3 separate regions of the Homo sapiens genome follow, and all the other regions are linked to region 1. A link is an interaction called in ENCODE POLR2A ChIA-PET data of the cell type or tissue named here. Cell type or tissue: CD4-positive, alpha-beta T cell. All regions are shown on one strand. Links, peaks and the distances in the headings refer to the core of each region. The heading gives the core; the rest is flanking DNA.

Region 1 (10,264 bases), core at 2,079-10,078:
AAAATAATACTAATAATAATTGCTGGGTGCGGGGGCTCACGTGGCCTGTAATCCCTGCACTTTGGGAGGCTGAGGCGGGCAGATCACCTGAGGTTGGGAGATCGAGACCAGCCTGACCAACATGGAGAAACCCTGTCTCTACTAAAAATACAAAATTAGCTGGGTGTGGTGGTGCATGCCTGTAATGCCAGCTACTCGGGAGGCTGAGGCAGGAGAATCGCTTGAACCCGGGAAGTGGAGTTTGGAGTGAGCCAAGATTGTGCCATTGCACTCCAGCCTATGCAACAAGAGCAAACTCTGTCAAAAACAAAAACACACACAACAGATACACTCAGAGATTGTGCCCTCAAGTCATATACTGCACATGACAAGTACAAATACCGGAGCTAAATCCTAATACTCTCCCCATTCTATTTGAGTTTGTTTATTGAGGCTTCAAGGCACTCAATAAATGTTTGCTGAATGAATGAAAGAAAGCCAGAATTCTCATTTGATTTCATATTAGAGGAATTGGCCCTAAAACTATTTAAGAGGCAGACTTGAACTTATACACAGGTCCCACAACTTAAGCCATGTCAAAGGACAACATTATAACAAATTTAGCTTAAAGATCTCAGTTGGCATTATTTTCGATTCTAGAATCAGGCAACACTTCATTCCGTAAAATAGAATAAATGTTCCATGAGCTCAGCAGAAGATGTTGCCTTTTTTTTTTGAGATGGAGTCTTACTCTGTCACCCAGGCCAGAGTGCAGTGGCGTGATCTCGGTTCACTGCAACCTCTGTCTCCTGGGTTCAAGCGAAGTTCAGGCGACTCTCCTGCCTCAGCCTCCTAAGTAGCTGGAATTATAGGTGTGTGCCACCATGTCCAGCTAATTTTTGTATTTTTAGTAGAGACGGGGTTTCACCATGTTGGCCAGGCTGGTCTCGAACTCCTGACCTCGGGTGATCCACCCACCTTGGCCTCCCTAAGTGTTGGGATTACAGGCGTGAGCCACCGCACCTGGACTGAAGTTGGTTTTATAAACACAGAAGAGCTGAAGAAAGCAGAAGTAAGGAAGAATGTATTAAGTTACTTTTCAAAGTTTTTTTTTTCTTTCTTTTTTTTTTTGAGATGGAGTTTCGCTCCAGGCTTTGTTGCCCAGGCTGGAGTGCAATGGCACAGTCTTGGCTCACCGCAACCTCCGCCTCCCGGGTTCAAGCGATTCTCCTGCCTCAGCCTCCCGCATAGCTGGGATTACAGGCATGCGCTACTACGCCCAGCTAATTTTGTATTTTTAGTAGAGACAGGGTTTCTCCATGTTGGTCAGGCTGGTCTTAAACTCCCAACCTCAGGTGATCCGTTCACCTTGGCTTCCCAAAGTGCTGGGATTACAGGCGTCAGCCACCACGCCTGGCCTTCTTTTTCTTTTTCTTAGAGACAGGGTCTTGCTTTGTTGCCCAGTCTGGTCTCAAACTCCTGACCTCAAGCAATCCTCCTACCTCAGCCTCCCAAAGTGCTGGGATTATAGGTGTGAGGCACCACCCAGACTTCAAAGTTATTTTTTTCTTGTAAGGTGGGGGAAAGGGACGCAAAACAATTGGAAAAACAACTGATTAGTTAACATCGGGTCTCTTCAGGTTCTTTAAGCCTTTTTTTTGTTTAAGGATTAAAACAGAACTTCATTATCATGTGGTTAAAGATTTAAACTGATCTTTTTGAGAAATTGGCTGTTATCTCTCTCTCCTTATTTTTCAGAATGTCGGATAACAACTTAGTTTAGCATGGGTGACTCCATCTTGAGTTTTAGTTCTATCTGTTTTGACCTAGTGCAGTCCCGTCCCTCCCTCCTTCCCTCCCTCCCTCCCTCCCTCCCTTCCTTCTCTCCCTCTCTCTCTCCCTCCCTTCCTTCCCCCGTTCCTCCCTCCCTCGCTCCCTTCCACCATTTGTCTCATTCTGTCGCCCAGGCTGGAGTGCAGTGGCACAATCACGGCTCATTGCAGCCTTGAACTCCTGGGCTCAAGCCTTCCTCCCCCTCAGTCCTAGCTAGGACTATAGGCGTGTGCCACCATGTGTGACTAATGTTTTTTTTTTTTTTTTTTTTGGTAGACAAGGGGGGGTCTCACTGTGTTGCCTAGGCTGATGGCTTTCTATAATTTTTATTTAATAAATGAAATGCTGTTTCCAACTCAACAAGGCCATTAACTGGCCAATGAGTGGATCAGATCCCAAGGGCCATTGGTGGTGAGAAGGGGAGAGACTGACCCACAGGGAATTATCATTGGATGTTAAGAAATGGGAAAGCACATTGAAACAGAAAGGAGATGAGTCAGAGGAGACATTCCAGGGGAGAAGCAGATCCTGTAAAATGTCCTGTGGGTTGAGAGGAGGAGAGAGGTGGAAGGAGCTCGGGAGAGCCCAGAGTGGTGCCTGGACCATCCGGCTGTAGCAAAGGCAAGAGTCAGAAAAAAGTCTGGAAAGCCACTGAGAAGGCCTTGAGTGCCTGCCTGAACATGATGAGTTTGTTCAAGGAAATGGTTTATGTGTCCCCTCCTGAAAAGCCTCCCTGGGTACTCCCAGACCAGGCCAACCTGGCACATTTTTTCTGGGGCACCAAATTCCCTGCGTCCCACTCAGATTACTGCTTGATGCCTCCTCCTCCATGGCTATGTAAGCTGCCTGAGGGCAGACCCTTCAACACTCCTGTGCTCCTACCAGGGATGGGCAAGGAGGAGGCGAATGTAATGAATATCATGCACCTCATGGATTTTCAGTGGGGATCAAGACGATGTTTTGTGAAACCAGTTTGGTCGTGGTGGTGGTGGTGGTGTGCTGGGGACACTTTGAACTGGGGGGGACCTAAGGCAGGGCCATTACCAAAAAACCTAGAAGTTAAGAATATACCCCACAGCCTTGGCAGTGGCAATGGGAAGGCAGAGATGGGCAGCTAAGGAGTGACCGTCTACAGGAGCGGCCTCTGACTCAGGGTGGCCATGAGCAGAGGAAGGCACAGTGGCTTCAGAGACTGGTGAGCAGCAAGGAAGAGAAATTCATGTAAGGCACGGACCTGCCTCCTCCCTGCCCAACGTTGTGTGCTTTCAGCTCTTCCTCCTCTACCCTCTACAAGTTACTTTTCCCACTGGACAGCACCCTTCGGGGTCTCTCTGTCAGGCACCTGGGTTTGAGACAAATTCCACAGCGTGACACAGCCTAGGAATAGGCTTTACTGGGGGAAGAGAAGACAACAAATCATCAAGAGAAGCAGCATGGGTTCCTTGACCCTCCTCTCATCACCCTCCCCACCCTGCTGGGGGTGGGGGTTTGCCGCGAGGGTGGGGAGGGCCCCGAGCCAGAGCAGCCGAGCGCTCTTCCAGTGTGCATTCCAGTGGGAGGGCCTTCCTGCCATCACGCTGCCTTTGTGTAGAGCTGGCATGAAAAAGCAGCTTTGTCAGTGGAGGTACCCCAGGCTGCTTGGCACCATGCAGTCTAGATTTGGGGTGCCAGCCCATTACAGGAGCTGTCTGAGAACACCAGCATTTGAACACCCTAGTCCTGTAGACATCGCAGTGCCTCCCACTGGTGGAGGGGGCTGGGGAGACGGAAAAGCATGCATGGAATACTCAGAAGAATCCCCAGTCTCCTGGTGAACTGAGCGTGGATGTGCCCCCTCTTGCCAGGAAAAGGAAGGGCTATTCCTAGTTAGCGCATTCTGCAGGCCACCCAGAATGAAAGTCCAAGCTCACGTTAAGACACTCATCCGGCCGGGCGCGGTGGCTCACGCCTGTAATCCAAGCACTTTGGGAGGCTGAGGGGCGGATCAGTTGTCAAGGGTTCAAGACCAGCCAGGCCAACATGACGAAACCCCGTCTCTACTAAAAATACAAAAATTAGCCTGGCGTGGTAGAGTGAGCCTGTAATCCCAGCTGGAGGCTGAGGCAGGAGAATCGCTTGAACCCAGGAGGCAGAGGTTGCAGTGAGCCGAGATTGTGCCACTGGACTCCAGTCTGGGCAACAGAGTGAGATTCCATCTCAAAAAAAAAAAAAAAAAAAGACACTCACCCATTCTACTAGGCATTACAAGCAGGGGGATCCCCCATGCCCTTACCAGGACAGCACTCGGCTTTTAACCTGCCCACAGCCCCTCTCACACATAGCCTGGTAGTAGTGTTATTTAGGTTCCTGCAAATCTGTTTTTTTTTTTTTTTTTTAGCAGACATGGTAACCAACATCGAAGTGCCTCTTGCACTCTAATTCACAGCTTCCAAATTTCAGAGACACCAGACATGCCAAATGCATCTTGCCTTTCCTCAGTATGGCCCACCTGAGACTTTAGCAAAAAAATATTCACACACTTGAGGAAGCCTAACCATCCGCTGGAAATTAACTGGATAAGCTGCCCTCAGTGGGGTCAGAGGTCAGCTTAGAGCAGGTCAGGTTAGAACATGAGAAGGTTGGTGAGCCCAGCCCCACACAGCTATCACAAAAGTCTGTGCCATGAACTTCACAAAGTAGGTTCACCTCAAGGTTCAGTGGAGCCTTCAGTGTGTCCTTAGCCAAAGCTGTTTGGAAAAAATTGTGACATTGGACACCAGGAATGATTCCAAGATTGCAAAGGAAGAGTTGAGATAAATGGAGCTAAGAGATGTATTGATTCATACTTTGATTCCAACAACCCATGCCCACTCACATGTTACTCACCAGATGCCACATACACACTTAGCCACACGCACGTTCACACTCTCACATGCATCCATTTGGTGCCTGCCCACGTCCATTGCCAAATCCCATACTCCAGGTAAAGGGAGGTTGTATGGTTTCAGTCTCTTCAGCTATGAAGTGGCCTTTCCTAGAAAAGTCCAGTTTTTGCCTGTTAGTCCATCACCTGATCTTGGTAATGGGGGCGGGGTGCCCCTTCATTGGATCACTCATAAAATATGCCAGGGATCTGCTTCAGTAGGCCAAATCATTACTTTTTGTTCTCTCTCTTTTTTTTTTGAGACAGAGTTTCACTCTTGTTGCCCAGGCTAGAGTGCAATGGCACTATCTCAGCTCACTGCAACCTCTGCCTCCCGAGTTCAAGCGATTCTCCTGCCTCAGCCTCCACAGTAGCTGGAATTAGAGGCATGCACCACCATGCCCGGCTAATTTTTTGTATTTTTAGTAGAGACAGGGTTTCTCGATGTTGGTCAGGCCGATCTCGAACTCCTGACCTCATGATCTGCCCACCTTGGCCTCCCAAAGTGCTGGGATTCAGGCATGAGCCACTGCGCCCAGCCTGTTGTATTATTTTCTAGTGAACTGAATCCCCTGTCCTCTCACGTCTTACTTTTATATCCCAGGAGTCCAGTGTTCACCTTTAACGTGTCCAGCAACAGCTCAACACACCCCAGGAGAAGCTGGGTTTTGCTGATTCTGGTTCCTGACCTTTGGGCACCTCCAGCAACCTTCAATAACTCCCTTCTCTTTCTCTCTCTCCACACACACACACACGCATGCATGCACGCACACATACACACGCATGCACGCACGCACACACACACACGAAATCATGATTATCCTTATCTGTTCAGCTCAGATAGAATTAAATCCACATTTGGGCCTCGCACTGTGGCTCACGCCTGTAATCCTAGAACTTTGGGAGGCCAAGGTGGGCAGATCATGAGGTCAGGAGTTCGAGACCAGCCTGGCCAGAATGGTGAAACGCCGTCTCTACTAAAAATACAACAACAACAAAAAAAATTAGCCGGGCATGGTGGCGCGTGCCTGTAGTCTCAGCTACTCGGGAGGCTAAGGCAGGAGAATCGCTTGAACCCGGGAGGCGGAGGTTGTAGTGAGCCGAGATTGTGCCACTGCACTCCATCCAACCTAGGTGACAGAGCGAGACTCTGTCTCAAAAAAAAAAAAAAAATTAAATCCACATTTTACAAGCATCTTACAAAATGGGGCCTCTACATCTGAAGTGCATACAACTGGAGCAGGAGGGGTACATTTTTGTCACGGGTGAAAAAACAAAACAAAAACAAAAAAAACTAGTGGATATGGTGGTTTAAGTTTAATGAATACATGTAAATTTATTTTAATGCATTCAGGTGACTATGTCATAATAACTTGTTCAATATACTGAGTGATTTTAGGCTAAGGAAGGATTTTTTCAAATGAAAGGGTTTGGATGGACACTCGGTGACTCTCTAAAATATACTCTTCAGAGGAGGTAAAAATAAATACGTGAAGGTAAAACGGCAGGGTGGGGGTGGGGAGAATGTGAGGCTGTTGTGTGCAAGGAAGGGCGGGTATTCATACTGAAACTGCAGAACTAAGCAGGTGACAGCTGCACACCGCTCCTTTCCCTGGCCGGGCTGCCCCAGCTCAGTGACATCACAGACTGTGACGAACCCAGACGTATTTGGTGGAAACCAAGCCACAATCTCAGAAGCAGCGCACAGTTTGAGTAGAAATGAGTTTTTTTGGTTTCTCTTCCCTAATACCCACAGAGCCCCTACACTCCCGTTATCCTCGCAGCCCCTGGCTGACTGTGTCCGACCTAACTTCTCGCCCCCTGGTTTCAGAATATCCTGGCAGCGGAATAGAGGGCGTTGGGGGGCGGTGCAGGCCAAAACTTTTTGGGCTGCCCCACCCATGCCTTTCCGGTTAGCGTTGCAGCTCCTTAGACGAGTAGGCTAACCACAGCCCACCCGCCTTTCTTCCAGCGATGCAACGATCTGTTCGCCGCTCAATGCCGCATGCTGTTCAAAGCCCAGAGGCTGGAGTGGGTGCGCCCCAAAGGCCCCGCCCAAGGAAGGGCACGCTTGCGTGCTCGCGGCGGCGGCCATCTTGGACTCGGGCAGCCGCCCACTTCTAACCTCTATGGCATCGCTCCGGGAGGGAGGCGACCCCGCACTCTGGGCCTCTTAAACCTGTGCTCGCGAGCCCCACATTGCTCTCCGGCCTCCACGTAAAACTCGAGCCAGTTTCCTGGTGGCAAGTCCTCACTCCTTGGGTGACTCTGAGAAAGCACCCGTTTCCTTATCTGTAAATAGTAGTTTGAGTACCCCCACCCCCGTCTCCTACCTATTATTTGGGCAGATGATGAACTCTCAGCATAAAGCCTGGCACACAGTATGTGTTCTATAAATGTTGTCTGTGAGCTTTTCCTGTACACTGCGGGGTGCCTTGTAGCAACCACCTTCCAGCCACCACTGCCTGCAGCGCCGCCTTTTCCCTTTTCCAAGATCGCGTCTGTACTAGACTCTGAAGACCTTGTGGAGGGAAAAGGGGCTTGGCAAGCCCACCCCAGGAGGGTGAAGGTGAAACTCACGAGTTCTCTTGGACTTGCATGTGACCCTTTTGGAAGGGCGTCAGAAACACAGACCAGGGTGCCCAGGACTGGAAAGACTGTAGATTTTGGAACATTTAAACGCCCCCATGCTTGTTATTTTTATCACCCCTGGCTGGGTACCCATAGGGACTCCCAAGCAGCATAAAACTAGAATGAAAGCCCTGCGTGTGTGCTGACTGTGGAGACATCAGGAAGGGGGAGCTGGGACATTGTGTCCCAGGCAGAGCTAAATGTGGGGGAGAAGGGCCTTTTGGACCAGCGTGGGTGGTAGCCCCAGGGTGGGAGAAGAATTCAGCCCAGGTCAGAGGTAGCCTGTGGGGGTCCTCAGATATGTGCAGCTGCTCCACCAGCTCTGTAGCTAAAGGACCTCCCAGACTTCCTAAAGGGTGGAAACTGCATGAAACCCAACGAGATGAGAGAAGTTCATGGGGAGGGGCGAACGCCTTCCATCGGAGTGGGGGCTGCAGAACCATACTCAGGCCTCTATGGGATTCTAGAGGCCTAGTGTGAGGTTTTATTCAGTAATAAGCCAGATGTATGCCAGGCGTGCCCAGGTTCCCACAGTCTGGCCTGATGGAAAGAGGGGTAGCAGAGAATACAAAAACTAAGTCAGGGTGAGGGGATTGCACAGTTTATTTCCAAACACTCAGAGGATAGGGGGTGGCCTATGGGCTCCATCTGCCTCCCCTCCCTGCATTTGGCTGAATCAAGAACTTCTCCCCCCTGACCCCCAAGACCCTAGGCTGTGCCCAATAGAGAAGGCACTGTCACCCCCCACCCTGAGGAGACCTAGACAGGTGAGGAGCATGGAGGGTGGGGGAACAGAGTTCAAGTATTCACAGTTCCCCCATCTACACCCCTGGATTACACTGTGCCAGAGCCATGAGGGAGGATCCCACCTCTGGGATTCCTAGTGGTGTTGATAGTCCTTCTCCCACTTAGAACCCTCCAGATGAACTCCCTACTCCTTTTCCCTGATATAACAAACCAAGTCCTAAGCCCTGTAGTCTGGGCAAGGAGGAGCCTTAGCAGGCCACTCACCCAAGGCCCCCAGGGATGGGGGTGAGAGCCTTCACCTGTAGTGAATGGGTTGGGAGCAAGTGTCTATAAGGAGAGAGGAAGGGAGAGAACTGAGAGGACCTTGGGAGGCAGGCTTGGAGGCTTCTGACACGTGAGTTCAGACAGCTCTGGTCTGCGACTCCACCCCACCCCACACCCCAAGCCCAGAATCCCTGAGAGTCCAACTGCAAAGGCAGTATGGCCGGAGGGAGGAATGGGAGCAGGGGTAGAGTTGAGCAGGACCTTGGCCCCCCTCTCCTAGTAGGTCCTGCTCCTGGGACACATGCTTAGGGACGGCCAGGACCAGGCTCAGGTCCTAGTCCCATCTCTTAGGGTGCTGATCTTCCAGAATAGCTGAATCCTGGGGAACATAGACCCACCAATCCCCACACCCCAGACGTCCTGGCCTCAGGTAGAATGGTGGGAATGGGCTCTCACAAGGGTATTATAAAAAGCTAAAACCGTTAAACACTTTCTGGGGAGAAGTGGCTCCCAGTCTCTTGCCTCCCCAAGTTATCAGTCTCCCCAGCGCCTAGCAGACAGGGCTAAGGAGGTCCCAGAGAGCTGAGGGAGGAGACGGCCACAGCCCCTGGGCCCAGAGAGAGGGCCCACTAGCACCATGCAATGTTGAGGTGCCTCTGCAGCCTGACTGGCCCCCACGCAGGGGCCCTCCGAAGCTGGAGTGCACACTTGCTAAAGCTTCTGTACTCTTGAGGGGGGACCCCTGCAAGGGAACAGAGAAGGCAAAGACTTCGCTTAAGTCCAGGCAGGGGTCTGAACCGGGACCCCAAAGGGCACCCTTGGGAGTCATGATTTGAAGAATCTTCGTACCACAAACTGGCCCAACAGAACCACACCCAGAACCACCAGCACGTTCAGGATGGGACCATTGCCCAAGTTCAGGGCTGCCACCTGCCGGGAGAAACAAGGTGGTCACAGAGAGGCTAGCAGAAGATATAGGAACCCGAGGAAGGGGTGGGGCCTGGGAGAGGGGCAGCCCCAACAGCAGGGAGGACATTGCAGTCCTTGGATACTCACCCAGCCACCCCTCTGTGCAATCCACCGGGCAATGCAGTGATGCAGCATGAAGTCGACCACGAAGCGGGTCACCTGGCCTAGGAAGCCAGTCAGGCCATGCTGGTAGACGTGTAGGGCCAGACGGTAGCCGAAGCCCAGAAGAGCCACCACACGGCCCCAATTGATGCCACTCTCAAACAGGCTGTGGGCAGAGCATCCCATAGCATTGGTGGAGAGCCCCCAGGAAGCCCTTCAGCCTGCCTGGCCTCTCCCACCCCTCTCCCAGCTGGAAGCTAAATAGCTTAGCTGTGAATTAAGGCCGCAGAGGCTGCCCCAACCTGGCCTGTATTTGGGAACAACCTGGGTCTCTGCGAAAGGAGAAAGCTCAGGGGCAGATGAGCTGGATGCCACTGCTGGGGTGTACGCTCAGGTGCAACGGGGCACAGAGAGGGCAGAGGGCAGAGCAAGTGGATGGAGTCAGCGGGGAGATTACCTGTGGGTGTTGCTGCTGGCCTGGCAGCCCGAGGGACAGCAGAGAGAAAAGGACAGAAAAGATTAGGGTAGTTCCTGTCATCACAGTGGTATGAAGGCTGGCCTCTAAGTTCACGGACTGGATATTTCAGCTCTGAGCACTAATTCTAAAATCTATCACTTACTCCTACCTTCACCTCCAGTTTCAAATCTACTCCGACACTGACTTCCCTAACTCTGGTGGTAGCAATGGCTAACACTTTGTAAGGTGGACACTAATCTAAGCATATTTTCCCTATTTTACAAACCAGGAGACTAAGGGCTAGGAAGCTTCACGAAGGCAGTAAGTGGCAAAGCTTGGATTTGCACCCAAATATTCGGTGTCTTTAACCACTTGGATGC
Region 2 (10,264 bases), core at 1,040-9,039, 230 kb before region 1:
GGAACTCCTGACCTCAGGTAATCTGCTCGCCTCAGCCTCCCAAAATGCTGGGATTACAGGCATGAGCCACCACACCTGGCCACAAAATAAATAAGGAAATAAATAAATATATATATGTAAAATATATATATGTAATATATGTAAAATATATATGTTATATATGTAAATATATATATATATACACACATATAGTTTGTTTGTTTTTGAGATGGAGTTTTGCTCTTGTTGCCCAGGCTGGAGTGCAATGGCACGATCTTGGCTCACTGCAACCTCCGCCTCCCGGGTTCAAGCGATTCTCCTGCCTCAGCCTCCTGAGTAGCTGGGAATACAGGCATGCACCACCACGCCTGGATAATTTTTTATTTTTAGTAGAGATTGGGTTTCTCCATATTGGTCAGGCTGGTCTCGAACTCCTGACCTCAGGTGATCCACCCACCTCGGCCTCCCAAAGTGCTGAGATTATAGGTGTGAGCCACTGCACCCAGCCCGCTCTGTCTTAAATATGAGTGCCCAGTTAAGGAACACCAGATATTTGAGGAAGACTTCAGACATGAGCAAAAACCCAAAATTAAAAGTAAAAACGACACAGCATTGTGCTCTTCGCCTTCCCTCATCGTCTGGCGCAGGGCAGCCCACTTCTGGTGTTTGGCGCTGGAATTAAACAACCACCATGTGGAGCAAAAAGGCAAGACCAAGACCACCAAAAAGCTCCCTCAGCGCACAACATCCAACGTGTTTGCCATGTTTGACCAGTCACAGATTCAGGAGTTCAAAGAGGCCTTCAACATGATTGATCAGAACAGAGATGGTTTCATCAACAAAGAAGATTTGCATGATATGCTTGTTTCCCTAGGGAAGAATCCCACCGATGCATACCTTGATGCCATAATGAATGAGGCACCAGGGCCCATCGATTTCACCATGTTCCTCACCATATTTGGTGAGAAGTTAAATGGCACAGATCCTGAAGATGTCATTGGAAATGCTTTTGCTTGCTTTGATGAAGAAGCAACAGGCATTATTCAGGAAGATTACCTGAGAGAGCTGCTGATAACCATGTGGGATCGGTTTACGGATGAGGAAGTGGATGAGCTGTACAGAGAAGCGCCTATTAACAAAAAGGGGAATTTCAATTACATCGAGTTCACATGCATCCTGAAACATGGAGCAAAAGACAAAGACGACTGAAAAGAACTTTAGCTAAAACCTTCCAACTACATTGTCTTACTCTGTTTTATTTCTCAGACACTTCCCCCATCCTCATAGAACCTGTTGCATGCAACTTAGTTTCACAGCTTTGCCTCTTTTTTTTTTTTATGTATTTATTCCAGACCTTTCTGTCACACAGCACTTGTATAATCAGACTGAAAATGGGGATGAGGGTGTAAATTGTATTGAAAAAGAGATCATGGCCGGGCGCAGTGGCTCACGCCTGTAATCCCAGCAACTTGGGAGGCCGAGGCGGGTGGATAACCTGAGGTCAGGCGTTCAAGACCACGCTGACCAACATGGTGAAACCCCGTCTCTACTAAAAATACAAAAAGTTAGTTGGGCGTGGTGGCGGGCACCTGTAATCCCAGCTACTCAGGAGGCTGAGGCAGGAGAATCGCTTGAACCCAGGAGGCAGAAGTTGCAGTGAACCAAGATCACACCGTTGCACCCCAGCCTGGGCAACAAGAGCAAAATTCAGTCAAAAAAAAAAAAAAGAAAGAAAGAAAAGAAAAGAAGGCCAGGCACGGTGGCTCACGCCTGTAATCCCAGCACTTTGGGAGGCTGAGGCGGGTGGATCACGAGGTCAGGAGATCGAGACCATCCTGGCTAACACGGTGAAACCCCGTCTCTACTAAAAATACAAAAACATTAGTCAGGCATGGTGGTGGGCTCCTGTTGTCCCAGCTACTCGGGAGGCTGAGGCAGGAGAATGGCATGAAGCCAGGAGGCAGAGCTTGCAGTGAGCCGAGATTGAGCCACTGCACTCCGGCCTGGGCGACAGAGTGAGACTCCGTCTCAAAAAAAAAAAAAAAGAAAAGAAGAAAAAGAAAAAGTGATAGCAAATAAAAATCAACAAATGTGAAAAAAAAAAAGTAAAAACAAACATGGAGGAAAGAGACAGAAGAGGAAAACTTCATATAAACTATAATAAATTTCCACACTGATGAGAGAAAATGAGTATCAGAAGAAGAAGAAGAGTTGTAAGATCAACAGGATATGAGAAATGAAAACTTGAGCCAGGTGCAGTGGCTCACACCTGTAATCCCAGCACTTTGGGAGGCTGAGGCAGCCAGATCACTTGAGGTCAGGAGTTCAAGACCAGCCTGGCCAACATGGTGAAACCCTGTCTCTACTAAAAACACGAAAATTAGTCGGGTGTGGTCATGGGTGCCTGTAATCCCAGCTATGCAGGAGGCTGAGGCAGGAGAATCGCTTGAGCCTGGGAGGCGGTGGTTGCAGTGAGCCGAGATCGCACCACTGCACTCTAGCCTGGGTGACAGAGTGAGACTCCATCTCAAAAAAAAAAAAGAAGAAAAAAGAAAAAAAAACTTGAACCCAATTATAAGATCTAGATTTTGGCCAGGTGCGGTAGCTCATGCCTGTAATCTCAACACTTAAGAGGCTGAGGTAGGAGGATTGCTTGAGCCCAGACATTTGAGACCAACCTGGGTAACATAGGGAGACTTGTCTCTACAAATAATTTAAAAATTAACAGGCAGGGCGCAGTGGCTCATGCCTGTAATCCCAGCACTTTGGGAGGCCAGGGCAGGCAGATCATGTGAGGTCAGGAGTTCGAGACCAGCATGACCAAAATGGTGAAACCCCATCTCTACTAAAAATACAAAAAAAAATTAGCGGGGCATGGTGGCTCGCACCTGTAATCCCAGCTACTTGGGAGGCTGAGACAGGGGAATTATTTGAACCCAGCAGGTGGAAGTTGCAGTGAGCCAAGATCGCACCATTGCATTCCAGCCTGTGTGACAGAAAGACTCTGTCTCAAGAGGAAAAAAAAAAACATTAGCCAGGGCCGGTCGCGGTGGTTCATGCCTGTATTCCCAGCACTTTGGGATCCCAAGGTGGGCAGATCACTTGAGGTTAGGAATTCGAGACCAGCCTGACCAACATGATGAAACCCCGTCCCTACTAAAAATACAAAAAAATTAGCTGGGTGTGGTGGTGCATGCCTGTAATCCCAGTTACTCGTGAGGCTAAGGCAGGAGAATTGCTTGAACTTCGGAGATTTTGCAGTGAGCCAAGATTGGGCCACTTGCACTCCAGCCTGGGTGACAAAGCAAGACTTCCTCTCAAAAAAAAGAAATCCATGGCCGGGCGCAGTGGCTCACGCCTGTAATCCCAGCACTTTGGGAGGCCGAGATGGGTGGATCACGAGGTCAGGAGATCTAGACCATCCCGGCTAACATGGTGAAACCCCATTTCCACTAAAAATACAAAAAATTAGCCAGGCATGGTGGCGGGCACCTCTAGTCCCAGCTACTTGGGAGGCTGAGGCAAGAGAATGGTGTGAATCCGGGAGGCGGAGCTTGCAGTGAGCCGAGATTGTGCCACTGCACTCCAGCCTGGACAACAGGGAGAGACTCTGTCAAAAAAAAAAAAAAAAAAAGAAATCTCAAAAAAGAAAGAAAAATGGCCAGGCACAGTGGCTCATGCCTGTAATCCCAGCAGTTTGGGAGGCTGAGGTGGGCACATCAACTTAGGTCAGGAGTTCGAGACTAGCATGATCAACATGGTGAACTCTGTCTCTACTAAAAATACAAAATTAGCCTGATGTAGTGGCACATGCCTCTAGTCCCAGCTACTCAGGAGGCTGAGACAGGAGAATCACTTGACAGGAGGCAGAGGTTCTGGTGAGCTGAGATCACACCATTGCACTCCAACCTGGGCAACAAGAGTGAAACCCCAGTTTAAAAAAAAAAGGAAAAAAAAAGAAAAAAAAAAAACCACGGTAGCGTGCACCTGTGTTTCCAGCTATTCAGGAGGCTGAGGCAGGAGGATCATCTGACCTGGAGGTCAAGGCTGCAGTGAGCCATGATCACACCACTGCACTCCAGCTTGGGCAACATAGTGAGACTCTGTCACGAAGCCTGCAGTGCAGTGACGAGATCTTGGCTCACTGCAATCTCTGCATCTCAGGTTCAAATGATTCTCTGCCTCAGCCTCCCAAGTAGCTGGGATTTACTGGCATTTGCCACCATGCCTGGCTAGTTTTTGAATTTTTTTAGTAGAGACAGTGTTTTGCCATGTTGGCCAGGCTGGTCTGTACCTAATTTTGTATTTATACTTTTGGTTTTTTTTTTTTTTTTGAGACGGAGTCTCGTTCTGTTGCCCTGGCTGGAGTGCAGTGGCGTGATCTCAGCTCACTGCAACCTCCGCCTCCTGGGTTCAAGCGATTCTCCTGCCTCAGCCTCCTGAGTAACTGGGATTATAGGCACTCACCACCGTGCCTGGCTAATTTTTATATTTTTTTTTAGTAAAGATGGGGTTTGGCCATGTTGGCCAAGCTGGTCTCAAACTCCTGACTTCAGGTGATCTGCCCACCTCGGCCTCCCAAAGTGCTGGGATACTTTTGGTATTCTTTCTCTTAAAACAGGTATCCAAAATTGTACACGTGTCAGCCTCCCACCAACCTACATCTGCTGCACTTGCAGAGATAGAGTCTATATATATAAGCATGTATTAATATATATAAGTGTATATGTATAAATGTATACATACATATAAATACATGATCACTACTCTTTTCCTTGCTTTTCCTCACTTAATACCTTGAAATCAAACAGAGAGGTGCTTCCTTCTTTTTTTTTTTCGGAGTCGGAGTCTTGTTCTGTTGCCCAGGCTGGAGTGCAGTGGCCCAATCTCGGCTCACTGCAACCTTCACCTCACAGGTTTAAGTTTTTCTTCTGCCTCAGCCTCCCAAGTAACTTGGACTACAGGCGCACACCACCATGCCTGGCTAATTTTTGTATTTTTAGTAGAGATGGGGTTTCACCATATTGGCCAGGCTGGTCTCGAACTCCTGACCTCATGATCCTTCTGACTTGGCCTCCCAAAGTGCTGAGATTACAGGCTTGAGCCACCACGCCCAGCCTCTTTTTTTTTTTTTTTTTTTAAATTTAATTTAATGGAGATGAGTTCTCTCAATATGTTACCCAGAGTAGTCTCAAATTCTTGGGCTCAAGTGATCCACCTACCTTGGCCTCCCAAAGTGCTGGGATTATAGGAGTGAGCCACCGCACCCGACCCCTTGTTTGTTATAGTGCTCCCTTGACTCTCAAAAATGTCCAGTGTAGGCCAGGCGTGGTGGTTCACACCTATAATCCCAGCACTTTGGGAGGCCAAGGCAGGTGGATCACTTGAGGTCAGGAGTTTAAGACTTGCCGGGCTAACATGGTAAAACCCTGTCTACAAAAAATACAAAAATTAGCTGTGCGTGGTGGTGCGCACCTGTAATCCCAGCTACTCAGGAGGCTGACTGAGGCAGGAAGACTGCTTGAACCTGGGAGGCAGAGGCGGAGGTTGTAGTGAGCTGAGATTGTGCCACCGCACTCTAGAGCAAGACTCCATCTCAAAAAAAAAATGTCTAGTGTAAATGTATGTTCTTTGAAGTAGAATTGCTAGGTCAAAGAATACGTAAATACTTGATTTGGGTAGATATTTTTAAAATGCTTTCTGTAGAAGCCGCACCAGTGTACCTTCCTTCCTGTCGGCAATGTGTGACAGTACCAGTTTCCTTTCCCCACCCCATCAGCTGAGTGTGTTATCAAACTTTTTTTTTTTTTTTTTTTTTGAGACAGAGTCTCTCTCCATCGCTCAGCCTGGAGTGCAGTGGCATGATCTCGGCTCAATGCAACCTCCACCTCCTAGGTTCAAGCCATTCTCATGCCTCAGCCAATAGCTGTGATTACAGGTGCATGCCACCACCGGCTGATTTCTGTATTTTTAGTAGAGACAGGGTTTTGCCATGTTTTTTTGTTTGTTTTGAGACAGGATCTTTCTCTGTTGCCCAGGCTAGAGTGCAGTGGCATGAACATGGATGGTTCACTGCAGCCTCGACCTCCTGGGTTCAAGTGATCCTTTTGTCTCAGCCTCCCAAGTAGCTGGGATTCCAGGTGGGAGCCACCATGCCCTCCTAAACTCTACCTTTTGGTGAGAGTGACTAGCCACCAAGGCACACTGTAAAGGCCTCAGATAACAGGAAGTGGTAGAGAACTGCAGCCAATCTAACACCTAGACAAATTCAAGGTGGGACCTATCAGGTACTATGCTTGTTACTTGGGTGATTAAATTACCTGTACACCAAAGCCCCATGACACACACTTTACCTATATAAGGAACCTACACATGTACCCCTGAACCTAAAGTAAAAGTTAAAAAATAAAATAATATAATTCAAAGTTTGGGCTACAGAGTATAAGTGAGAGATATTCAGCTACTGGGAGTTTATAAAAGACACACAAACATCGCACAAGAGCAAAAGTCAATTTGAACATCCACCACAGCCAGAGGAAACCAAAACCACTTCCAGTGTATGGCCGTCAGGTAAAGCATTTTGTCCCCCTCACCTCCTCTGCTTCTGGCTGTGAGGGAGAGGGTGGAGAGTCAGACACAGGAAGGCAAGAAAGAAATTCTTGAGGAAGCCAGCCACTCTGCCAGTTTCACACTGGCAGCTTCCCATGTCAAACCACTCAGTCGGAGCTGGCCGAGAGAAAAAACGTAATTCAGAATGATGCTTGGAGGATTTTTTTTTTTGTTCCAAGGATTGAGCAGGTATGCTCTGTGGCCTGCCTGAGTTATCTTTCATGGGCAATGGAAGAACTAGCCCCACACAACATATTTAAAGGGGTGGGGACACTTGAGTGTGGGGGGTGCACAGCAACATATTCAAGCTTATGTACATGGCATCTGAGGTCGGGGCATGGAAGAATACTGAGGCACTGTGTGTATGTTATTTGTGCGTGAGAATGAAATTCCTTGACCCTGAAAACAGGACAGGGAGTGGAGTGTGTGGTGTGATAAGGAACGCTGAAAACAGCCTCCTGAGAATGCGGTTTGAGTGCTTTTACGAGGCCGCAGGTGTCTCACGACCCGACCTCAAAAAGCCATCTAGTGGATGTTTGTGGTTTAACAAGCACTTTCAATAAATACTTGGCAGACGGATGCTGGGGCGGGTTCTCTTAGAAGAAATGCCCCCCCCATTCCCCCGGCCCCACTCAGCTGGAATTGTCTAAGAACTCATTCTTGGCGTTCACTGCAAGCTATAAACTCTGCAAGTGGTGCACCCGACGTGATCGCCTTGAAGTTATGCGTGAAAGGAGGAGAGCTCATCAATTTTAAGAAAATCCCGGTAAGGGACAGTCCTGACTACCATCAGGTGGACAGGACCCACGCGAAAAATACCAGGGGTTCGGTTATCATGGGTCAGGAAATGAACAAAGAATAATTTTTTTTTTTTTTTGAGATGGAGTCTCACTCTGTCGCCCAGGCTGGAGTGCAGTAGCGTGATCCCGGCTCACTGCAACCTCCACCTCCCTGGTTCAAGCTATTCTCCTGCCTCAGCCTCCTGAATAGCTGGGATTACAGGTGCACGTCACCCCACAACAGGACTTAATTAACCTTGCCTTCAAGGTGTACAATAATAGAGAAAAGTTACAATTACTTGCCTCTGCTGTGAGACAAAACCCAGCTGCACCTCCAGCACACGAGAACTTCAAAATGCCTAAGCCGCACATGCCTAAACCGCAGTGGTCAAGCATTCCTACAGGACCTTCTTCATCAGGATCTTGCTTCAAGTGCCAGAAATCTGGCCACTGGGCCAAGAAATGCCCACAGCCCGGGATTCCTCCTAAGCCGTGTCCCATCTGTGCAGGACCCCACTGAAAATCAGACTGTCCCACTCGCCTCGCAGTCACTCCCAGAGCTCTGGGATCTCTGGCCCAAGACTCTCTGACTGACTCCTTCCCAGATCTTCTCAGCTTAGCGGCTGAAGACTGATGCTGTCTGATCACCTTCGAAGCCTCCCGGGCCATCACGGACACTTTGGGTAACTCTTACAGTGGAGGGTAAGTCACCCTTCTTAATCAATATGGAGGCTACCAACTCCACATTACCTTCTTTTCAAAGGCCTATTTCCTTTGCCTCCATAACTGTTGTGGGTATTCATGGCCAGGCTTCTAAACCTCTTAAAACTCCCCAACTCTGGTGCCAACTTGGACAATATTCTTTTATGCACTCCTTTTTAGTTATCCCCACCTGCCCAGCTCCCTTATTAGGTCGAGACATTTTAACTAAATTATCTGCTTCCCTGACTAATCCTAGGCTACAGCCACATTTCGTTGCTGCCCTTTTCCCCAGTTCAAAGCCTCCTTCACGTCCTTCTCTTTTATCTCCTCACCTTAATCCACAGGTATGGGACACCTCTACTCCCTCCCTGGTGAACTATCCACGCCCATTACTATCCCATTAAAACCTAATCACCCTTACCCCGCTCAATGCCAGTATCCCATCCCACAGCATGCTTTAAAAGGATTAAATCCTGTTATCACTCACCTGTTACAGCATGGCCTTTTAAAGCCTATAAACTCTCCTTACAATTCCCCCATTTTACCTGTCCAAAAACCAGATAAGCCTTACAGGTTAGTTCAGGATCTGCGCCATATCGACCAAATTGTTTTGCCTATCCACCCTGTGGTGCCAAACCCATATACTCTCCTATCCTCAATACCTCCCTCCACAACCCATTATTCTGTTCTAGATAAACCTAGCTGACCCCATAGATCCTAAATCCTTTCTCCTCTCCCCTTTCCATTCCTTAAAACACAGCTCCCACACTAGCTCTCCATGACTCATCCCGACCCTTTTCATTACACACAGCCGAAGTGCAGGGCTGTACAGTCAGAATTCTTACACAAGGACCAGGACCGCACCCTGTAGCCTTTTTGTCCAAACAACTTGACTTACTGTTTTAGGCTGGCCATCATGTCTCCGTGCAGTGGCTGCCACTGCCCTAATACTTTTACAGGCCCTCAAAATCACAAACTATGCTCAACTCACTCTCTACAGTTCTCATAAATCTATTTTCTTCCTCACATCTAACACGTATACTTTCTGCTCCCCGGCTCCTTCAGCTGTACTCATTCTTTGTTGAGTCTCCCACAGTTACCATTGTTCCTGGCCAGGACTTCAATCCAGCCTCCCACATTATTCCTGATACCACACCTGACCCCCATGACTGTATCTCTCTGATCCACCTGACATTCACCCCATTTCCCCGTATTTCCTTCTTTCCTGTTCCTCACCCTGATCACACTTGGTTTATTGATGGTAGTTCTACCAGGCCTAATTGCCACACACCAGCAAAGGCAGGCTATGCTATAGTATCTTCCACATCTATCATTGAGGCTACTGCTCTGCCCCTCTCCACTACCTCTCAGCAAGCTGAACTCATTGCCTTAACTCGAGCCCTCACTTTTGCAAAGGGACTACATGTCAATATTTATACAACTCTAAATATGCCTTCCATATCCTGCACCACCATATTGTTATATGGGCAAAAAGAGGTTTCCTCACTACGCAAGGGTCCTCTGTCATTAATGCCTCTTTAATAAAAACTCTTCTCAAGGCCGCTTTACTTCCAAAGGAAGCTGGAGTCATTTACTCCAAGGGCCATCAAAAGGCGTCAGATCCCATCGCTCAGGGCAATGCTTTTGCTGATAAGGTAGCTAAAGAAGCAGCTAGCATTCCAAATTCTGTCCCTCACGGCCAATTTTTCTCATTCTCATGGGTCACTCCCACCTACTCTCCTGCTGAAACTTCTACCTATCAGTCTCTTCCCACACAAGGCAAATGGTTCTTGGACCAAGGAAAATATCTCCTAACAGCCTCACAGGCCCATTCTATTCTGCTGTCATTTCATAACCTCTTCCATGTAAGTTACAAGCTGCTAGCCCACCTCTTAGAACCTCTCATTTCCTTTCCATCGTGGAAATCTATCCTCAAGGAAATCACTTCTTAGTGTTCCATCTGCTATTCTACTACTCCTCAGGGAGTGTTCAGGCTCCCTCCCCTCCCTACACATCAAGCTCAGGGATTTGCCCCTGCCCAGGACTGGCAAATTGACTTTACTCACATGCCCCAAGTCAGGAAACTAAAATACCTCTTGGTCTGGGTAGACACTTTCACTGGATGGGTAGAGGCCTTTCCAACAGGGTCTGAGAAGGCCACTGCGGTCATTTCTTCCCTTCTGTCAGACATAATT
Region 3 (8,000 bases), core at 1-8,000, 140 kb after region 1:
AACGGGCAACCAGGGGAAGGAAGTGGTTTGACGTTCATGGAATAAGAGGTTGTTCTAACAATAACTTGGAACAGCAGCTGAGGAAAGGCCAGGCACCCAGGAGACGATGCACACTAGGGCCAGAGGGGCTGGGTCTGTTTCTCACTTGGCTTGTCTCTTATGGCTACGGAACCCCCAGTGCGTTGTCTTGTTTTTCTGATGTTTCCTCATCTGTAAAATGGGAACAGTAATGGCTACCACTCAGCTGTACTAAGGATTAAATGAGATCACGCCGGCAAAGGTGCACTGTGCACCTTTCAGGGTGATCATTAGGACGAAGGAAGCCAAGAGGCTGAGAGGAGGACTGACTGCCTCTCTCCTCTACGGAAATGGAAAGACGGCATGAGCAGAGCTACTTTCCCCTCCAGTTCTGTCTTCTGGCAACCGGCTTAACCAAGGAGGAGCTCCATACTAGTCAGTCAACTGGATCTAAGCCCCACCTCCTGCTGCCAGTTTAATGAAGAGCCTACCAGAATCATCTTGCTTTCTCAAGGTCTTTATAAATGATCTGGGGGTGTCAGTAGGAGTGACTCACAATAGTGTTTTCAATTCCAGCAAGGAATTGCGCCCTTCAAAAATTACCACAAAGATTTACTAAGGCCAGGTGCATTCTCAGGTGACATTAGGATGAGGTACCGCAACAGTGGTCCTGAGTAATGCACCTGCTGCCATTGTGCACTGGTTCACTCTACCAGGAATGCATTCATCAGCTGCTACAGAATCACTAACACAGCCATGAGTTGCATCTGCAGCTGGGACTCAAACCTGTGTGGGCCTTTGACTGATCAGAAACGATTGCCCTAGGTGATGACAACTCCGAAAGAGAAAACTCTTTCCTCCTTTGCTGGCTCCTCTTACACTAACAATCAAGCAAGTGAATGTTACGCTCTCTCACCTCCCCAAGGATGGAGCCGCTGACTGCTCAACTGTAAGCTCCTCAGTGGTGAAGGCCAGGTTATGGCCTTCCTCCATAGATCCTGCAATTTCCCAAACATGGTAAGCTCTCAAATCAATTCTCACCACTCAGGACACACAAATATTCCTTTCTCACTCTTCACAACTTCTCTTCATCTAGTTCTGCTACATCTGAAACTATATTCAAATTATCTTTGTCTCATGAGCCACAACCAATTATTTACTTATCCATTCAGACATTTACTGAGTGTTTTTTTATGGGCCAAGAACTAGCTAGACACTCGTAGGGGAGAGAGGGAAAGATAAAAATGGCATCATCTCTATTTTCAGGAAGCTCATACTAAAAATATGCAGGGAGTACAGCTTTAGAAAGTTCACGGGTTTGTAGAATTGGGACTAGATAAGATTCTTGCCTTAAAGATCTTTACACTTTGGGCCAGTGAAGACCACCATGAATAATGTGAGGGCCCTGGGTATCGTATAACCTGGGCCAGACACTCCCCAGGCTGCCAGCCAATCAGCAGTACAGTCACAATGATGCCACTGGGCGTGCTCCTGCTCCTTTAGGTGGGCTGGCTTGGCTCTGTTTCGGGCTAAGCTGAAAAAAAAAAAACCCATGTTCCTTCTGTAACAAGTCTTGGCCAAGTTTCACAAGTCATTTCTTCAGACTGTGTGTATATGCATCTCATTATCTCATTTCATTTCTGGTCTCTTGCCCGAGCCCCAGGCTCAAATATAGCACTGCCTACTTGACATTGCCACTTGGAAATCAGTGTACTTGGCATCTCAGGTTTAACCTGCTTAACACCGAACTCGAGATATTCTTCCTACACTTCACCTATTCCTACCTCAGTAAATGGCACCATCTTAGACCTAGATGCCCAGGCCAAAAAATATCTAGGTGCTATCTTTGGTTCCTCTCTTTTCCTTTATCCCACATCCCATATATCAGCAAGTCCTGCTGACTCAACCTGCGCATAACCTGAATCCAACCACTTCCATCTTCTGTGCTGCCGTCCTCATCCAACCCCCCACCATCTGTCGCTTATAGTACCATAATCGGCTTCTCTCCAGCCTCTTTTTTTGTTATTGCCCCCTATAGCCCACTCACCACATACAACCAGAATAGTCTTTTAAAAAGTAAATTAGGGCACATCAGTCCCCTCACTAAACATCCCCAGTGACTTCTCACTGGCCTTATAATGAGGTCTAAAGCTAATCAGAACAGATAATATCCTACTGTGCCTGGCTCCGGACCTTCACCTTAGCAAACTCCACCTTACTTACTACCCTGCAGCCATTCTGGCTTTCTTTCTGTCCTCAAACATGTCAATCTGCCTCCTGCCTCTGGACATGTGCAGTGTCTGGAATGTCCTTCCCGCCAAGTGTACATGGCTGGCTCATCCTCTTGCCTTAGGTCTCACCTATGTGTCATCTCCTCAGAAAGGCCCCACTAATAACATTACCCTTTTATCACGCTACCCTATTTTCTATCGATCACAGTACTTATCTGTCTTACGTACACTTACCTGCTTATTGTGTCCTGAACTACAATGTAAAACTTCATGCGGGCAGGACTTCACCTGTTTAACACTGCTGTTTCCCTAGCACCGTTCCAGGCATATGGTAGGTGCTCAATAAATACGAGCTATATGAATGAATGAATCCCAGAGCTGCAGCGCCAACCTGGAGGAAAGCAAGAACATAGGCCTACTACTCACACACAGCTGCGTGAGCTGAGGACCCAAACCTGCTGCACAGGCTTACAGGGGCTCAGGAAGAACGCAAACGCTTAGCGGGGACCTGCAGAGTTAACTGGGGATTAGCTCAGTCAATACACAACACTGCGAAATAATGAGGTAATGCTACCGTGACAAGGAAGCAAAAAGCTGAGGCTGTCACCAGCTGCCACTGGTGGTGTGGGTCTCAACTCTCTCTGCACCTTGAATCACCTGGAGAGCTTTTAAAACTCTGAGGTCAAGACCCCACCCCTAGAGATTCTGCATTTGAAGTTTTTGTTTGTTTTTTGATTTGTAGAGACGGAGTCCCACTATGTTGCCCAGGAGGTCATCCTGGGCTCAAGCGATCCTCCCGCCTCGGCCTCTCAAAGAGTGCTGGAATTATAGGTGTGAACCGCCGCACCCGGCCCATCTGGAGTTTAAAAAAAGCTTCTTCGGCAATTCCAAGGTGCAGCCGGGGGAGAGCGCTGAATACAACGGGCGTCGCTATCAGTAGCTCCCTGGGGGAAAAAGGGGGTCCGCGCTCACGTGCTGCCTGGAAAGAGGGCGCGCGCATGCGCAGATCCCCCTGCTAGCGCGCTCGTTGGCCCCGCCCCTGCCTCGTCCTTTCCTCCCCTCGTCCCAGCCGCCTCCCCGCCGGTCACCTGGGTATTCTCTCCCTCCCGAAAGGCCTGTGCTACCCGCTGTCGCAGGTAAGCGCCCAAGTCCCGGCCCCGTTTGGTCTCGTCCACTGGCCATTCCTCACAGAGCTTAAGAAAACGCCGGTACCGGCTGGCCGCCATCTTGGGCCCCGCGTGTTCCCGCCTTAGCGGGAGGAGTCGGCGCCGACGAATGGCGCTTGCGCACTAAGCCTCGCCGCCTGCCTTAGGAGTGGAGCGGGAGGCCGGAGTGGGCATGCGCGACTTTGTAGGCGCACCGCTACTCTCCGTGTAGGGGCGCTGCTCGCCTTTCTCTGCAAGCCGAGCTAATTCAGTCTTCGTCCTCCTGGAACCGGCCCAGCTCCCAGGGGCAAGGCGGACGTGGAGTACCCCAGAGACAGCTTTGCGTCTCTTTTTCAATGACTGCACAAGCTTGAGACTAAAAAACCCTCCCCCGAGGCCTCCGCTGTTTTGCATAAACCAATATATTTGCATGTAAATACAGGTTACTGGATGAAAATATGTTTGAACGTTGTTCGTGGGTGCCCCCGTACCTGTCACTATCCCTTGGTACTCGGCCTCAATTCCTTCTTTAGTGCTTCCTAGTTCTTGTTCTTCTCTGCCCAGTCCCTGTTAGTATCCCTTCTGTTCCCCCCTTCCTACCCCTCATAAGCCAGACATTTTTCTCTGGGAGGCGCAGGTTTTCTAGCATGAGCAATGCCAACTGTGTTGATTCAGACTAGAAAAACTTTTTTTTTCTTTACAATTTATTATTTTGTATTGTGGTAAAATACACATAACAAAATTTACTATCTTAACCATTTTTTTTAGACAAGGTCTTGCTATGTGGCCCATGCTGGTCTCAAACTCCTGGGCTCAAGTGATCCTCCCACCTTGGCCTCCCAAAGTGCTGGGATTACAGGTGTGAGCCACCACACCTGGCCTTAACCTTTTATTTATTTATTTATTTATTTTGAGATGGAGTCTTGCTCTGTGGCTCTGTCGCCCAGGCTGGTGTTCAGTGAATGGCGCAACCTCCGCCTCCCGGGTTCAAGTGATTCTCCTGCCTCAGCCTCCCAAGTAGCTGGGACTACAGGCGCCCGCCATCATGCCTGGCTATGTTTTGTATTTTTAGTAGGGACAGGGTTTTACCATGTTGGCCAGGCTGATCTCGAACTCCTGACCTCAGGCGATCCACCTGCCTCGGCCTCCCAAAATGCTGGGATTACAGGCGTGAGCCACGGTGCCCAGCCAGCCATTTTTAAGTGTACAGTTCATGGGTATGAAATAGCACTGAATAATGTTGTGCAGCCATCGCACCATCTCCGTAACTCTTGTAAAACTGAAACTCCATACTCATTAAACAATAAATCCCCATTTCCCCCTCTCCCCCCAGCCCCTGGCAACGACCATTCTATTTTGTCTGTATGATTTTGACTACTCTAGGTACCTCATGTAAGTGGAATCCTGCAGTATTTTTGCAACTGGCTTATTTTGCTTAGCATAATATTTTCACTTCAAGGTTCATTCATTTTGTAGCATATGTCAGAATTTCCTTCCTTTTTAAGGCTGAGTAATATTCCGTTGCATGTATATACCACATTTTGTTTACACATCCATTGATAGACACTTAGGTTGCCTCCATGTTTTAGCTCTTGTGAATAATGCTGCTATGAACATGGATGTACAGACATCTCAAGACCTTGCTTTCAATTCTTTTGGTATATACCCAGAAGCGGAATTGCTGGATCATATGGTAATTCTATTTTAAGTTTTTTGAGGAACTGCCATACTGTCTTCCACAGCAGCTGCACCATTTTGCACTCCCACCACCGGTGCACAAGGGTTCCAATTTCTCCACATCCTTACCAACATTTGTTATTTTCTGGTTTTTTGATAGTAACCATCATAATGGGTGAGGGCTGTATCTCAATGTAGCTTTGACTTGCATTTGTCTAATGATTAGTGATATTGAGTATCTTTTTATGTGCTTATCAGCCATTTGTATATCTTCAGAGAAATATCTATTCAAGTCCTTTACCTGTTTTTAATCGGGTTTTTTTTTTGTTGTTGTTGTTATTGAGTTTTAGGAGTTCTCTGTATATTCCAGATATTACTCCCTTCACAGCTATGTGATTTCAGAATATTTTCTCCCATTAAAATGTGTTTGTTTTATCAAGTCTTCTCTTATATGTCTCTAGCTACATCACCATGTGGACTAATTTTTGTTCTCAAAAGACTGTCCCACCATCTGCATTTTTCATAAGAAAGCCTCAGCCCCCCGTATATCTCCACTATCCTGTATTTAGCCAAGACCATCCAATGTGTACAAAACTTTGCTTCCTCCAAACCTTTTCCTTCTTGCCTTACCTACATTTTAAAGGTGAATCTAGGAGAGTCCTGCCTTCAAGAAGTTGATGGCCAAGTCTGGGAATGTGTACATAACCAGGACACAAAGTTACAGATGACGAGAGCTTTAACTGAAGTGTTAGACAATGCTAGAGAGTTTGGAGAAACAGATGTCTGCTGTTCAGGGGAGAGTGGGAGAAGATCAAGGATGGCTCCAAGAACAGCCAGAGGCAGGCCTGGGGTGGCAATGGGAAAGAGAGGGAGGAGTTTAATTTGAGGAAAGATCAATGGGTGATTTTAACTGGAATGGCTTTAACTGTTCCGAAGATGTTAGGAGTCAAGACCATTAAAGGAAAACCTCTGGGGACCAGAATGTGTGATGCCCGCTGAGGTAAGGAGAGTTCAGGGGGAGTGGAAAATGAGGCGCCCAAGGGCACCTTCTCCAGAAAGCTCCCCTGATTAACCCCACCAGGTTCCCAGCCCAGCAGTCCCTCCTTGCTCCATCCTCACCTCATAGCCATGTAGTTTTGATGACACCCCTAAGGCACAAAGGGCAAGGATTGTATCTATTTACTTACCAAGGTCCAGGCACCTAGGGCTGTGCTGGGTGCCCCGAGGCGCTGTCATAGCCGTGGCTTTGAAGAGCACCTGACTGGTCCACATCTGTCCCAGGAGGCAGAGCCAAGGTCCCTCTGTCTTAGGCAACCAAAAAGTAACATTAGGTGGCAGCAAATGGTTTTCATGCTGCTTGAGGTACAAGGACAATGAGAGGTTGAGAAGAATGCTGGGCTCCAGAGGAAGCGCAAACAGATGCTTCCTCCTAAGGTGCTCCCTTCCCCTGTACCCTAGCTTCTCCGTCAGGCTGTGGTTGTCCCTGGTTCTGACTGCCCTGCCCACCTCTCTTCCTCCATATGGAGGTTGTTTGGCATGGTAGTTAAGTAGTAGGGTTATGGAGTCTGAGAGACCTGTTTGGAATGTAGGCTTGCTCATTCATTCATTCATTCATTCATTCATTCATTCACTTACTCACTGATCTATAGCCCTGATCACTCTATCAGTATAATTTTCTGGGGCCCAGTGCAAAATGAAAATGTAAAGCCCTTTGTTAAAAAATTGTTAAGGCCGGGCGTGGTGGCTTGTGCCTATAATCACAGCTACTTGGAGGCGGGAGGATCACTTGAGCCCAGGAGTTCGAGACCAGCCTGGGCCACATAGCGAGACCCGCATCTCCCCAAAAATTTAAAAAATTAGCTGAATGTGGTGGTGCACACCTATAGTCTTAGCTGTGTGGGAGGATGGCTTGACTGCTTTGAACCTAGGAGTCAGAGGCTGTAGTGAGCTGTGATTACACCACTGCACTCTAGCCTGGGTGACAGAGTGAGACCTTGTCTCTAAAAAAATTGTTAAGAATTTCAAGACAATAACAGCAGAGCATTAAAGCAAATGTAGCCCCTTCTGAGTGCAGGGCCCTGGGCGACTGTGCAGGCCACACACCCATGAAGCTGGCTCTGAGTTCCTGTCATGTGGTAGACAAGACAGGTGAGGGCCCTGCCCCTATGAGGACAGACAGCAACCAAGCAAACATATAATAATAATAGTGCTCTATATGTATTAGCTCATTTGCTGAATGAACAAGATAATTTCAGATGTGATAAGTGCGAAGGAGAGATCAAGGCAGAGTGCTGGGTCCACAGTGATTGGGGCAGGGGAGGGGTCAGTGGTCTGGAGGCCATCCCTGAGCAGCTTGTGAGTCACCTGAGGGGGCAGCCACGGGAAGATGGGCATGAGAGGCTTCCAGGAACAGGGCAGCAAAGGCAAAGGTCTTCAGAGCAGCCAACCCCAGGCGGGTTATTTAATTGCTGTAAGCTTCAGTTTCTTCATCTTAAAATGAGAACTATGATGATAAATTAACACCGAGTATTTACTATGTGCCAGCACAATTTTTTTTATTTTAATTTTTTATTTTTATTTTTTCTTTTTTAGAGACAGGGTCTCACTCTGTCACCCAGGCTGGAGTGTAGGAGCACAATCATAGCTCACTGCAGCCTCGAATTCCTGGGCTCAAGCGATCTTCCTGCTTCAGCCTCAGCCTCCTGAGTAGCTGGGACTGCAGGTGGCCACCACGATGCCCAGTTAATTGTTTTATTTTTTGTGGAGATGGGGTCTCGCTATGTTGCCCAGGCTGATCTCGAATCCTGGACTCAAGTAATCCTCTGGGCTTGGCCTCCCAAAGTGTTGGGATTATAGGCATGAGCCACTGTGCCCAGCCCAGGCACAATTCTAAATGCCTTACATGTATGGACTCATTTAGTCCTCACAA

What was found. ChIA-PET counts read pairs that join two places held together with the same protein. Peaks named below come from ENCODE experiments on the same cell type or tissue, not always from the same donor. Only the 100,000 strongest peaks of a DNase experiment are listed, where the experiment ranks them.
Region 2: POLR2A ChIA-PET joins it to region 1 with 11 read pairs; 7 of 35 experiments call an interaction of 5 or more read pairs at or near these places.
Region 3: POLR2A ChIA-PET joins it to region 1 with 11 read pairs; 20 of 35 experiments call an interaction of 5 or more read pairs at or near these places.

The regions. Positions count from the first base shown.
Region 1 is chr6:33,564,622-33,574,885 of GRCh38, forward strand. It overlaps BAK1 (BCL2 antagonist/killer 1), which reads right to left. Exons shown (of 6, transcript NM_001188.4): 5 at 9,413-9,593; 6 at 7,931-9,286. The coding sequence ends at 9,182. Among named protein-coding and RNA genes, the nearest start is that of BAK1, 11 kb to the right of the region's middle. RefSeq lists an enhancer at 6,796-7,085. In CD4-positive, alpha-beta T cell, for the core only: no CTCF peak of the experiment used is centred there; DNase peaks (open chromatin) are centred at 6,330 and 6,720; H3K4me3 peaks cover 1,719 bases; H3K27ac peaks cover 2,705 bases.
Region 2 is chr6:33,338,308-33,348,571 of GRCh38, forward strand. It overlaps the pseudogene MYL12BP3. Among named protein-coding and RNA genes, the nearest start is that of SMIM40, 14 kb to the left of the region's middle. RefSeq lists a silencer at 8,772-8,972. In CD4-positive, alpha-beta T cell, for the core only: a CTCF peak has its summit at 7,098; DNase peaks (open chromatin) are centred at 5,734, 6,204, 6,564 and 7,124; H3K4me3 peaks cover 1,293 bases; H3K27ac peaks cover 2,200 bases.
Region 3 is chr6:33,708,212-33,716,211 of GRCh38, forward strand. UQCC2 (ubiquinol-cytochrome c reductase complex assembly factor 2) reads right to left here and starts at 3,489. Exons shown (of 4, transcript NM_032340.4): 1 at 3,338-3,489. The coding sequence starts at 3,475. It overlaps LOC124901304 (a long non-coding RNA gene), which reads right to left and starts at 3,238. Exons shown (of 3, transcript XR_007059548.1): 1 at 3,097-3,238; 2 at 2,484-2,640; 3 at 1,368-1,552. RefSeq lists enhancers at 2,085-2,982, 3,009-3,058 and a silencer at 6,201-6,495. In CD4-positive, alpha-beta T cell, for the core only: CTCF peaks have their summits at 3,662 and 3,865; a DNase peak (open chromatin) is centred at 3,550; H3K4me3 peaks cover 1,506 bases; H3K27ac peaks cover 1,091 bases.